Linked DNA regions of Mus musculus: region 1 is linked to region 2. The links are chromatin loops, found by intact Hi-C in ENCODE. Cell type or tissue: gastrocnemius. All regions are shown on one strand. Each heading gives the region's core, and the rest is flanking DNA. Links, peaks and the distances in the headings are about the cores only. Region 1 holds the start of LOC102631979 (a long non-coding RNA gene). Region 2 overlaps Ddc (dopa decarboxylase).

Region 1 (5,386 bases), core at 300-5,299, 71 kb before region 2:
CTGTGAATAAGGCTGTCATGAACATGGTTGTACCAGCATCCACAGAAACCCAGCATTTCCTTCTCTGGGGCGTAGACCCAGCAGGTGTGTGCTAGGATGGCAAACTAGTTTTTGACTCCTTCCTTATAGGCGCCTTCAGGAGGAAGACCAGCAGTTAAGAACTGCATCTCTTCCGGCCATCCCCAACCCATTTCCGGAGCTCACTGGTGCGGCCCCTGGGAGCCCTCCTTCGGTTGCTCCTAGCTCCTTACCTCCTCCTCCGAGCCAGCCACCTGCCAAGCATGTAAGTGGTCCCTGACTACAACACAATGATGCATTTCTTTGTGGAAAAAGGACAGAAGTTCTAAGATAGCCTCTTTGGGTTGATACTGAACTTTTTTTTCATGAGTTCTTTTAATGTGTTGGCCAAAATTCAATTTACTAAGTTAGGAATGTATCAGGGTAATTTTGCAAAAAAAAAAAAACAAACAAACAAACAAACAAACAAAACAAAAACAAAAAACAAAACATTAACTATGCACTTATGTATCATTTATTTATTTATTTATTTATTTATTCCTGAGGACAACATGTGTGCTATGATGCATATATATAATTAAAGAACAGCTGGGCATGGTGGCACACGCCTTTAATCCCAGCACTTGGGAGGCAGAGGCAGGTGAATTTCTGAGTTCGAGGCCAGCCTGGTCTACAGAGTGAGTTCCAGGGCAGCCAGGGCTACACAGAGAAACCATGTCTCGAAAAACAAAACAAAAAAAAAATTAAAGAACAATTTTCATAAGTCAGTTCTCTTTACACCATACGGGTCCTGGAGGATTGAACTCAGGTCCTCGGGCTTGTCACCCAAGTGTCTTTAGCCTCTCACCAGACTGAGGAATGCATCACTGTGTTCAAAGAATCTTTTGATTGTTTTGTTGTTGTTGTTGTTATTTATTGTTGTTCTTGCTGCTGCTGTTGTTTTTTAATTAATGATTTGATGTTTAAGGATGATTTTAGCTCTTTTAAAGAAGTTGTGTGACCAGGTCATCCGGGTCAATCAGCCTTTCTGCTATGGCACACCGCTGGGCCTTCCTGTGCAGGCACTCTTCAGTATGGGATACAATCAGAGCTTCCATCTTGAGGTCTTGACTTCAAATGCAGCCTGCTCAAGGCCAAAGAATGGCCACTTGACTCAGGAGATAATAACTGCCCTTTTAAAACTTGTTTCTCATTTGAAGTGGTACTATGAAGTAGAGAGCTAGTCACTGCCCCCATGTGAGAAACTCCCCAGTGACAGCCATTCAGCTTATCAGAGACATGAGCAGGGGAATCGTGGCATCTCAAACTCCCTTTAGCAGTGAGCTAGGAACAAGATGGCCCAGGGCTCAGCAGCATACCACACCCTGCCTGCTGCAGGGAGTAGAACATAGACAGTGACTTTACATGGAGGCTCTGCTCTGTGCAGCGCATGGGCTGCTGTGGTGCTCACTCACTTACTGCTGTAAGTCAGTACAGATGTCAGTCACCTACAGTAAAGTGAGGCTGGTGTCAGCATACAGTTGTGTCTGACCTAGTGTTTCGGCCTAGAGTCCTCACAGGCTTCCTGCTACCTTAGCTGCCTCTTTAAAACTTGCAATTTAGAAGATTCTGTGTTTTCCCACTAGACCCATTTTTTTCCACTTGCCCACCTCTGCTGTTCTCTAACACGGCGGAGCCAGCCAGTCCCATTCTCTGCAGTCTAGTGGCATACAGCACCAGGCTCTCCAGCAGTAGGCTTTTTTCTAATACTCTGCTGGCTTTGGAACACTGCTCCCCATGAGTGCCTCTCGAGCCGCCCGAATTACAGCACTGTCAGACTTAGAAGGTGAGGTCAGTGTCCCTTGTCTCGGAGCCAGCACTGTCCTGGCTTCTGCACAGGGTCACATGCTGAAGTGCATCTGGGCTGTCTACCTCCCTGGTGACCTTCTGCCTTGAGTAAGGATCCTGATGATCGTGCATGGTTTGTCCCCGAGGTTGTTTACAAGTTTCCTGTCCTGAAGTAGACCACAAAAGTACTGTCTGGCCCTCGCCTTGGCTAGCAAGAAAATGAGCCTCCTCCCCACCGATTGTCCAAATTTGTAAGAATAAGGAAACCCGGGAATTTTGCCTGCTCGTGTTTTTCTTGGGATCAGAGTTGGCTCTTCATGAGAACAGTGCACTGGCGTGTTTGTCGTCAGATTCCTCAAGCCAACTGGGACCAGTGAGAGCAGGGAAGGTGTTTCTCACTTGTGGAAGGCTGCTGTTCTTTGTGGCTGTTTTTAGTTTTATTGTGTATTTATTCTTTGATAACATCATACATGTAAATTATATATTCTGATCAATATCTATTTATTTAGTGGGGGGCACACATGCAGTACAGTGAGTATGGACATCAAAGGGCAATTAATTAAGGACTCAGTTCTCTTCTCTCATATAGATCCATGGCTCAAATCAGAGTAGTACCCAGGTGCTCAGATATGCAGAGCCATCTCACCAGCCTTTTTGGTTTTGTTCTGATCCACTGAGTTTTACTGAGGGTCAAGGTTATTTACCAAGCATGAGCAACTTATTAATGGCTACACCACTGAAGAAAGTCATCCCGTACAGGGGCTATGCCGATAGTGTAAAGTGAGCTAAATCCCGCTTGCTACCATCCAACAAACACTGCCCTGAGTACAGTTTGTCTGGAGGTCTGTGTACTCAGCAGCCTGGTGGGACAGCCTTAATTGGGAAGGGTGTGAGGGACCCCATTTCACTGAGGACTGACATAGTTACACATGACAATGGCACTAAAATGGCTACCGGTTGTATGCATTTCCAAGTTGTCTCAGCCACTGTCAGGATATATTTAGCTGCAGAAAACCAAACCTGGCTGGCTTCCTTCATGAGGACACTTAACTTTCATGGAGTAGGATATCTGGGGCAGAAAGCAGAAGCTGCCCTGACCTTGTTCCCTGTTGTGGAACTTAGACACTATCTCTGTAGGCAGAGCAAGTGTGACCAAAGTTGGGCCTGTCATTAAACACAACCTTTCCACCTCAGTAGGCGAACCAGGGGCTTGAACACATGCAGTGGTGACAAGGGAAACTGAGGTCCTATCTGGAGTATGCTGACACACCAGACATAGCACCAGACATAGCCATTGCTGACTTGTACTGTTCAAGGGCAGAGCTTCTAAGACATTGGGGGGATCAAGGGAACTCGGGAGAGGAGGTCTGATTCATGCTAGGTAGTGCTATAGGAGAGGAGGTCTGATTCATGCTAGGTAGTGCTATAGGAGAGGAGGTCTGATTCATGCTAGGTAGTGCTGTAGATGGGACCTTTTCTGAATTCATAACAAGCTCAGCAATGGCAGACCACACATTGACTCCTTAGAGCATGTTTTTCCCTTTGCTATTTAAACACAATTACTCTCATAATTTTTTGTGCCCCATCATTAATGGTGCATAAATACTGCCTCAACTCCAAACAGTTCTTTTCTCTTTGCTTCATTTTAAACATTAATTTTCTGGAACTGAATTGATGGCCTTAAGCAGGATTCTACTTCTGCGCTTACTGATGACCTCCGGGGTCTGCCTAGGCTTAACCTGCTCTTCTGTGAATGCACTGCCACTCGAGACCTCTGTATAGTGGGAAAATCTAATCCCGGCTACTATGTGCAGAGTAGACTCTCCTCTGCCCGAAGGCCTCAGCCATACATTTACTAGTCCTCCTGCTTTCGGTGCCTTCACAGCTAGGTGTGTCATCTTTTCTGCTGCCTTTTGAGATCTGAAGTATGGAGACCTAGATCTAGCCGAGGTTTAACTTGAGTTCTGGGATCCCAGCTTGAGGCAAATTGTGGCTGTTTAGAGAAGTCCCTGGACTGTAGCTAGAAATGAGACGGGGATGCCCAGTGAGACAGAGACAATGCCAGTATCCCGTGACAGCCCAGCGTAAGATATATCAGCTCATCCTGTGTCAAAAGATAAAACCCTCTGCTTGGCACCACCCCTTTCTCCTCTGACCTCCTACTCACTCACATCTCTCCAGGGAGGCCCTGCCTGGTTGCCTGTCTCCTCTGTAAGAGGCAAGCCCAGTGTGTAGAGGGTGAGCCCAGGCTCATGCAGTAAGGCAGGGCTGGTGGCCCCTTCAGAGCAGCAGCATCTCAGTTCCCTATCTGTCTGAGGAGGCTGGTGTCACTGACCCTAGCCTCTCAGACCAGTGGTGACATTAATTCAGCACATAGGAAAATGTAGGCACAGTGCAGCTGCTTCCTATATTTGATACAAGACCTAACGCCACAGCTGCCACTGTGGGTGCTTATTTTACCCTCTTCTCTTGTGGAATAGAACAGACCACCAGAGACTTGCTCAAACAGCAGCCAAGACCCAAGAAGGGCAAGGCCACTTTGCAGAGTCAGTAACTAAAATGTCAAAAGAATAGAATCTGTATCTGAGATCACTCACATGTAAGACCTTTGTTGAAGCAAGGTGCCACAGCAAATCCCAAGTAGCAGAACACCCCTGAGGAAACTGAACATTCGTATACCATCTCATTAGGAGTACCCTTGTGAGTTTTCCAAAAGCAGCCAGGCAAAACCACTAGCTTGGGCTGGGGGTATAGTTCTGTGGTGCAGCATTTGTCTAGCAAGTACAAGGCTGTAGGTTAGGAAACATGTTTATTCCATAGTTTGGGAAATTTTGCATTTTCCCCCACGTTCTTGGGAATTCACATTTCCTACTTGATCTTAGAAGACCTGAAAAAGTGAACAAAGAAAACTCAAATTAATCTAGAAATTTTTGAAGGAATTAAAAAAACTTTACATATTTTAAGTATTTATTAGATATTACATATTATAAAAATACATAAAAACAGTTCCCACTGAGCCTACTTTGAATATGGTGCTAAATTGCCCAAGATAAAAGTGAAGGCTGCCCCTGACTGTCACAGTTGATTGGTGGTGTTACTAAGTGCTCAGAGCCCCGAGCATTACAGCCTCTGGAGCCAGAGCATAATCCTCTTGCTTGGACGACGTGACAGTACCTTCATGTCTCTGTTCAACTCTGAACAAATGATGCAATCACAGCAGGGAGTCGTGACCTAGAGCCGACCATGTGCTTGGCTAAAAATGAGACAGGAAACCATCCCAGGAATCTCATGTGAAATCCCAGCCTAGTGTTTCTCTACACTATAAATATCTTATATAAATTCTATAAATTTGAGACGCCTAGCTGATTACTATAGCCTCAGATCTCTCTTATCTTGAAAAAGTACTGCAAACATGAACCTTTAAATTTTATCTTGTAGAAAGAACCACCAGCCTTTAGCTACAAGGAATGAGTCTGTGCCTTCCCTGCACATGGACCAAGGTGATAAGATCCTTCTGCAGAGTCAGTGACCAGCAAGGGGA
Region 2 (5,386 bases), core at 213-5,212:
CTGCCTCCCAAGTGCTGGGATAAAAGACGTGCGCCACCACTGCCCGGCCAGTGTATTCATATACATAAAAAAAAAAAAAAAAAATCAGCTGGACGTGGTGGCAATCTGGAGGCAAAGGCAGGCAGATTTCTGAGTTTGAGGCCAGCCTGGTCTACAAAGTGAGCTCCAGGACAGCCAGGGCTATACAGAGAAACCCTGTCTCAAAAAAAAAAAACAAAAAACAAAAAACAAAAAACAAAAACAAAAACAAAACAAAAAATCAATAAATATTTTTTTAAAGTGGCCTGTTTGGCTTTCAACAGATAGTGCTTCCCATACCTGTGAATCATGTCTAGATATTATATAATACAGTGTGAACAGTTGTTAGTACTCTATAGTAGCCAGAATTTGCTATTTTGTGGGTTCTTTTTCTTCTACCCTTCTTCACCCTTTCCCCACCATTTCAGCTCCCGAATACTAGACAAGATAGAAAAAAGGATAGAAGGGAAAGGGGCAACCATAGGTCAACATACTACCTCTAACTGATTAGCTGGGTTGAGCTCCTTGGGGAAAGTTTGATCTTTGCCCTCAGGATATCTAATTTCTTCCTGTTGTTTCTTCTTTGTACATGAATAAACTGTGAACTATCAAAACCAACCAACAAACAACAACCTACCCTACCAGCAGAGCCCTAACATGTACATACCTTCTGAAAAGTCCCCACAATTCCAAATGTCACACAATCCTAGAAACTATCTGCCGCTAGCAAAAATCACACTTCTGCTTAAAACAGGAAGCAAACCTTAGCTGCTGTGAACAAGCTGATAGCCTATATCTAAGATTAAAACAAAAACATATTCTTATAATATTTCTGTGTTATTTTAAAGAAACCAAAATTCTAAAATTGCCACTAGACTTGCTGTTGAGGTTTGATCTTTTGATAAGTTTTGTAATGATAAATACTCGCCTCCAAGGCCTGGTTGCTCCTGGGAAGCAGAGAATCCACACGTGCAATGTGACCTTGCTCCCTAACTTAAAACTATTGGTTAAATAATGGTGCCGACAACCAATAGCTGGGCAGAAGAGACATAGGCAGGGTTTGGGGTTTCTGGGCTTGGGGTCTGAGGAGACCACGAGGAGAGAAAGGAAGTTGAAGAGAGGGGAGATGGGGTAAGAATGTAAAAATAATGGCCACAAGGAGTGGGTAATTGGAGCTACGAGCAGCCCAGACAAAACACAGTAAATCATATAGGGGGGTTATTGACAGGAAAATAAACATAATAGCATAGAGGATAGACATCTGCTCAGCTCTAGTGCTGATTAAGGCTTGTTATAAATTAAAGACCCGGAGTGTCGTTTATTCAAGAACTCAATACTCAAAGGTGGCTAGAAGCTCCCGATTGACATTAAGTGTTTTTCACAGTACTATACTGTTCAGGATAACGGCAAGAAGAAGCACGTGCTTGCTCAGTGAGATGTAATATTAAAAACATTTCTGACACACAGCAAATTCACAGTTGAGGATCCTCTACTCATATATGGGACCTTGCATCTAGCAAACAGAGCATCCCTGAAATCTAACCCCTTTACATCATAGTCAAGTATAAGTGAAAGAAAGAGGAAGAGACTGCGGCCCCAATATCCCATTCATGTTATCAGTGACCAAGGTTCAGGTAGATCCAACCCTTAAGCTTCCACCGCCTCCAAATAACACCATTTATGATGTGGGACTGTGGGGGGAATGGGGGGGGGGGGTGTCTGGGGCTCGTCCCATGTCCTCTGGGTCACTCCAGATCCAAACTACCTGTCAGTCATCACATCAACAGTTTTGAAATCTCCCAGGTTGATTCACTTAAGCATTTATTATAAGAAGAAGAACAGAAGAAAACCCAATACTGAATTCCCAGTTATAATTAATAGCAAAATGTTAGGAGCATTCCTTTCAATGTCAATAGGACCAGGTTACTTGCTAACTGCTTCTAATCAATATTGTCCTAAAGTAAAGGTTTTTCAATATTCTTTAGGAGTAAGAATTTTCGGGGTCAGGTGCCTGAGTAATCTGAAATTTTAGGTGTTCTGGTAGCCACATCTTAAAAAGTAAAAAGTGTATCACTATTACAAAGGAGTGAAAACAAAGACTTTTTTTCCCTTCTTCATATATAATAGTTTTCAATTATAGTTCAATTATAGTTTTACACTAGCATTGTTTTTGACGGGGAAAGGCTTCAGTTTATAAACAATCTATTTTAGCTTGTAAAATAGATTGAGCAGTTATTTGTTCAACAGCAGTGGCTGCTGTGTGTGAGAGCCCCACAGCCAGATGTATCTGGGTCCCCCATAAAGACCAGAAGAAAGTCAAATTGGCACACTCTGAGAAGGTATGACTGTTGACCTGGAAATCCACCTAAATTAATAAACATGATATTAAAACTTTAAAGATAAGTGCCAGGACAAGGGTTGCCCTATAACATGCTGACTCAACCCTATCTGTTAATCATAAACAGTTCCTTTCTCTGACTACCAACCACAAAGACATATTCACATGCCCATGAGAATCCTGAATTCCATGTCTCACAAACGCTTGTCCTGGAACATTCTGTAGACCAGGCTAGCCTCAAACTCTGAGATCCTTCTGCCTCCACTTGCCAAGTGCTGGGATTAAAGGTGTGTTCCACCACTACCCAGCTTTTTTCTTATTTTAATTTTTATTTATTTCAAAACTGCTCACCCATAGTTAGCAAGATGCTTCTCAAAGCTTCCCTCTAGTTTCTAGCTTCTGTAGTTTGAAGTACTAGTAAGAAAAAAAAAATCCAATCTGTCTATCTTTTATGGCTAGCTGAAAAAGCAAATCGTTTAGGAAATCCTTCTGCTCCAATATCATGAAAGTCATGCGTCTTGGTTTCTTTTAGAAGCTTGCCCCTACAGGTCAGAATGGAGTGAGGAGAGAATCCAGCTTTGTGTCCTTCCAAGTAGAGCACAGTTGTGGTGGCATCTAGCACCCCACCCGTTCCATTTTGGTCTGCAATGTGCACCTGTCAATTTTCCACACTGGGGCCTTTTTTTTCACCCCTTCTGGAATCTTTATTCTGCTTAAGTACACACAAGGCTATTTGCACTCCCATGCTCTTTCGTCTCTGAACTTCACTGGTCTTTCTTGGGCTTCTGCTTTTCCATTTCTATTTCAGAGTGAAACATGTGTTGGATTTTTATTACAGTGGCGCTGAGTCTGTTCACCTGTTAGAGAAGAATTCAAGTATTTATAACCCTGGCTGATCCTACTCCAAGCTGGCTTATTTCCATTTAGTCTCATCTTCCCTTGTGTCTCCCCAGAACCCGGCAGAGCTTTTGCCGGCTCTTGTTAGATCCGTTCCTCTTGGTTTGCTTCTGTTGTAAACACTGATCTGTCTGCTTCGATGTTATGCAAAAACTGTGAGTTCCCCCTCCCAGGCGCTGAAAACAGATCCCGGTACAAGATCTGGGACCTGCTGGCCTGACCTCAGTGGCTTTCCCTGTCACCCCATGTCTTTCCCTTTCTAATCTTAAAAAAAAAAAAAATCTTACATCTATGTATTCTCATTCTTGCCCGTCCAACCTGCAATTTACTCCCTGAGAAATGTCAATAAGAATTTCTACACATGAGCCTGAGACACACCCACACACTACTTTAAAGCTCAGAAGGCTCACTTTCACCAAGCACGATCCCCCTGTGATGCCTAGGTGTCCCCAACCTTTTCCCAGGCTATGCCATCACCTGCCTTATTTTGTTGACTGATTTCTTTTTTTTTAATAGAATCATTCAGGCTGGCAAGAGGGCTCAGCAGGTAAGAGCACTGACTGCTCTTCCAAAGGTCCTGAGTCCAAATCCCAGCAACCACAACTACATAGTGGCTCACGACCATCTGTAATGAGATCTGACTCCCTCTTCTGGTGTGTGTCTGAAGACAGCGACAGTGTACTTATTTATAATAATAAATAAATCTTTTAAAAAAGAAGAAGAAAAAAGAAACATTTTATATAATTTGGAGGTAGTACTTCCGTATATGTCTGCATTGAATAGTATTTAAATTAGGTTAAACATGCCTATGTCCTCAAATGTCTGTCTGCGGCTGTGTGATCTTCAGTAAGTACCCCAATCTCTCTGAGGTGTTATTTTCCCATCTGTAAATTGGTGCTGGAGACTCCTTTTCCTCATAAGAATATGGGCATATTGTTTCGGCTTCATGACAGCCTTCCCCACCTCACTGAGGCTTTCTCTAGTTTTCTAGGTTATCTGGAAGGTGTGTGTGTGTGTGTGTGTGTGTGTGTGTGTGTGTGTGTATGTGTGTGTGTGTGTTGCAAGGGGAGGTGTTGTCAGCCTCCTGCTCATTCAACAAGGCTCCCTCCCCAACCCCTGGTGATGGTCCCAGTTGCTGGGGTGCTCCATCTGTGCAGATAGACCTAATCTCCTTACCTCCTCCACTGTGCATATGGCTGCTGTTTGCAATGGTAGTGGAGGGAGCTGCCTGTGCCTGTGCTCTGTGCATTCTACTGTCCTGGAAGCCACTTCCACTGTCTCAAAGGTGCCTTTGAAGAGATCCTGCTGGGGCCACATCATGGAGAATTCCTGACTTTGGACTGTACTCCTGACTCAACTCTGAACAATGTTGTGTGTATATTATATATGCATCTGTGTTTGTGTATATGTCAGTATATGTATATGCCTGGATACATGTGCATTTTATGTGTGCATATACATGAGCACAGTGACTGCATGCATACATTTGTGTTGATGTATGTACAGACATGCATTCACATTTGTGTGTACCTGTGTGTGTGTTTCCTGTGTGCGTGTGTGTGCCTTTCTGCATATGTGTGCTCTATGTACATGAGTGTGTTCATTATCTGTTCATAGGTGTGTGTCCTCTGTGCATGGGTGGGTACCTTCTATGCATGTGTGTGTGCTCTCTACATGTGTTTATTGACTATCCATGTGTGTGCTCTCTGCATATGGATGTGTCTCTATTAATGTGTGTGTGTACTCTGCATGTGTGTGCCATCTGTTTGTGTGTGCCCCATGTACACAAGTGTGTACCCTCTATGCATATGTGTGTGCTGTTTGTGTGTGTATACTTTTTGTACATGTGTCTGCTCTCTTTGCATGTATGTATACTATGTTCATGTGTGTGTGCACTCTGTACATGGATATGACATCTATAAACGTGTGGGTACCCTCTATGCATATGTGTGCACTCTCTGTTTATGTGTATATGTTTTCTGTACATAATCTGCTCTCTCTGCATGTGTGAATACTCGGTATGTCTATGTGTGCTGTACACATGTGTGTGTTCATTCTCTATACATGTGTGCATTCTCTGTACATAACACGTTTTCTGTCAGTGTTTGTATGTATTCTCTGTGCATGTATGCC

The links. Peaks named below come from ENCODE experiments on the same cell type or tissue, not always from the same donor. Only the 100,000 strongest peaks of a DNase experiment are listed, where the experiment ranks them.
Region 1: a loop joins it to region 2, with 5 times the contacts of the local background. A loop is called at or near these places in 3 of 42 quality-filtered maps.

The regions. Positions count from the first base shown.
Region 1 is chr11:11,962,429-11,967,814 of GRCm38, reverse strand. Grb10 (growth factor receptor bound protein 10) reads left to right here. Exons shown (of 17, transcript NM_010345.4): 4 at 130-283. LOC102631979 (a long non-coding RNA gene) reads left to right here and starts at 290. Exons shown (of 2, transcript XR_381046.3): 1 at 290-3,262; 2 at 3,299-5,386. RefSeq lists an enhancer at 5,194-5,386. In gastrocnemius, for the core only: no CTCF peak of the experiment used is centred there; a DNase peak (open chromatin) is centred at 5,040; H3K4me3 peaks cover 640 bases; H3K27ac peaks cover 5,000 bases.
Region 2 is chr11:11,891,067-11,896,452 of GRCm38, reverse strand. All of the region lies in intron 1 of Ddc (dopa decarboxylase), which reads left to right. Among named protein-coding and RNA genes, the nearest start is that of Ddc, 4.4 kb to the left of the region's middle. In gastrocnemius, for the core only: a CTCF peak has its summit at 2,898; no DNase peak of the experiment used is centred there; H3K4me3 peaks cover 1,209 bases; H3K27ac peaks cover 2,158 bases.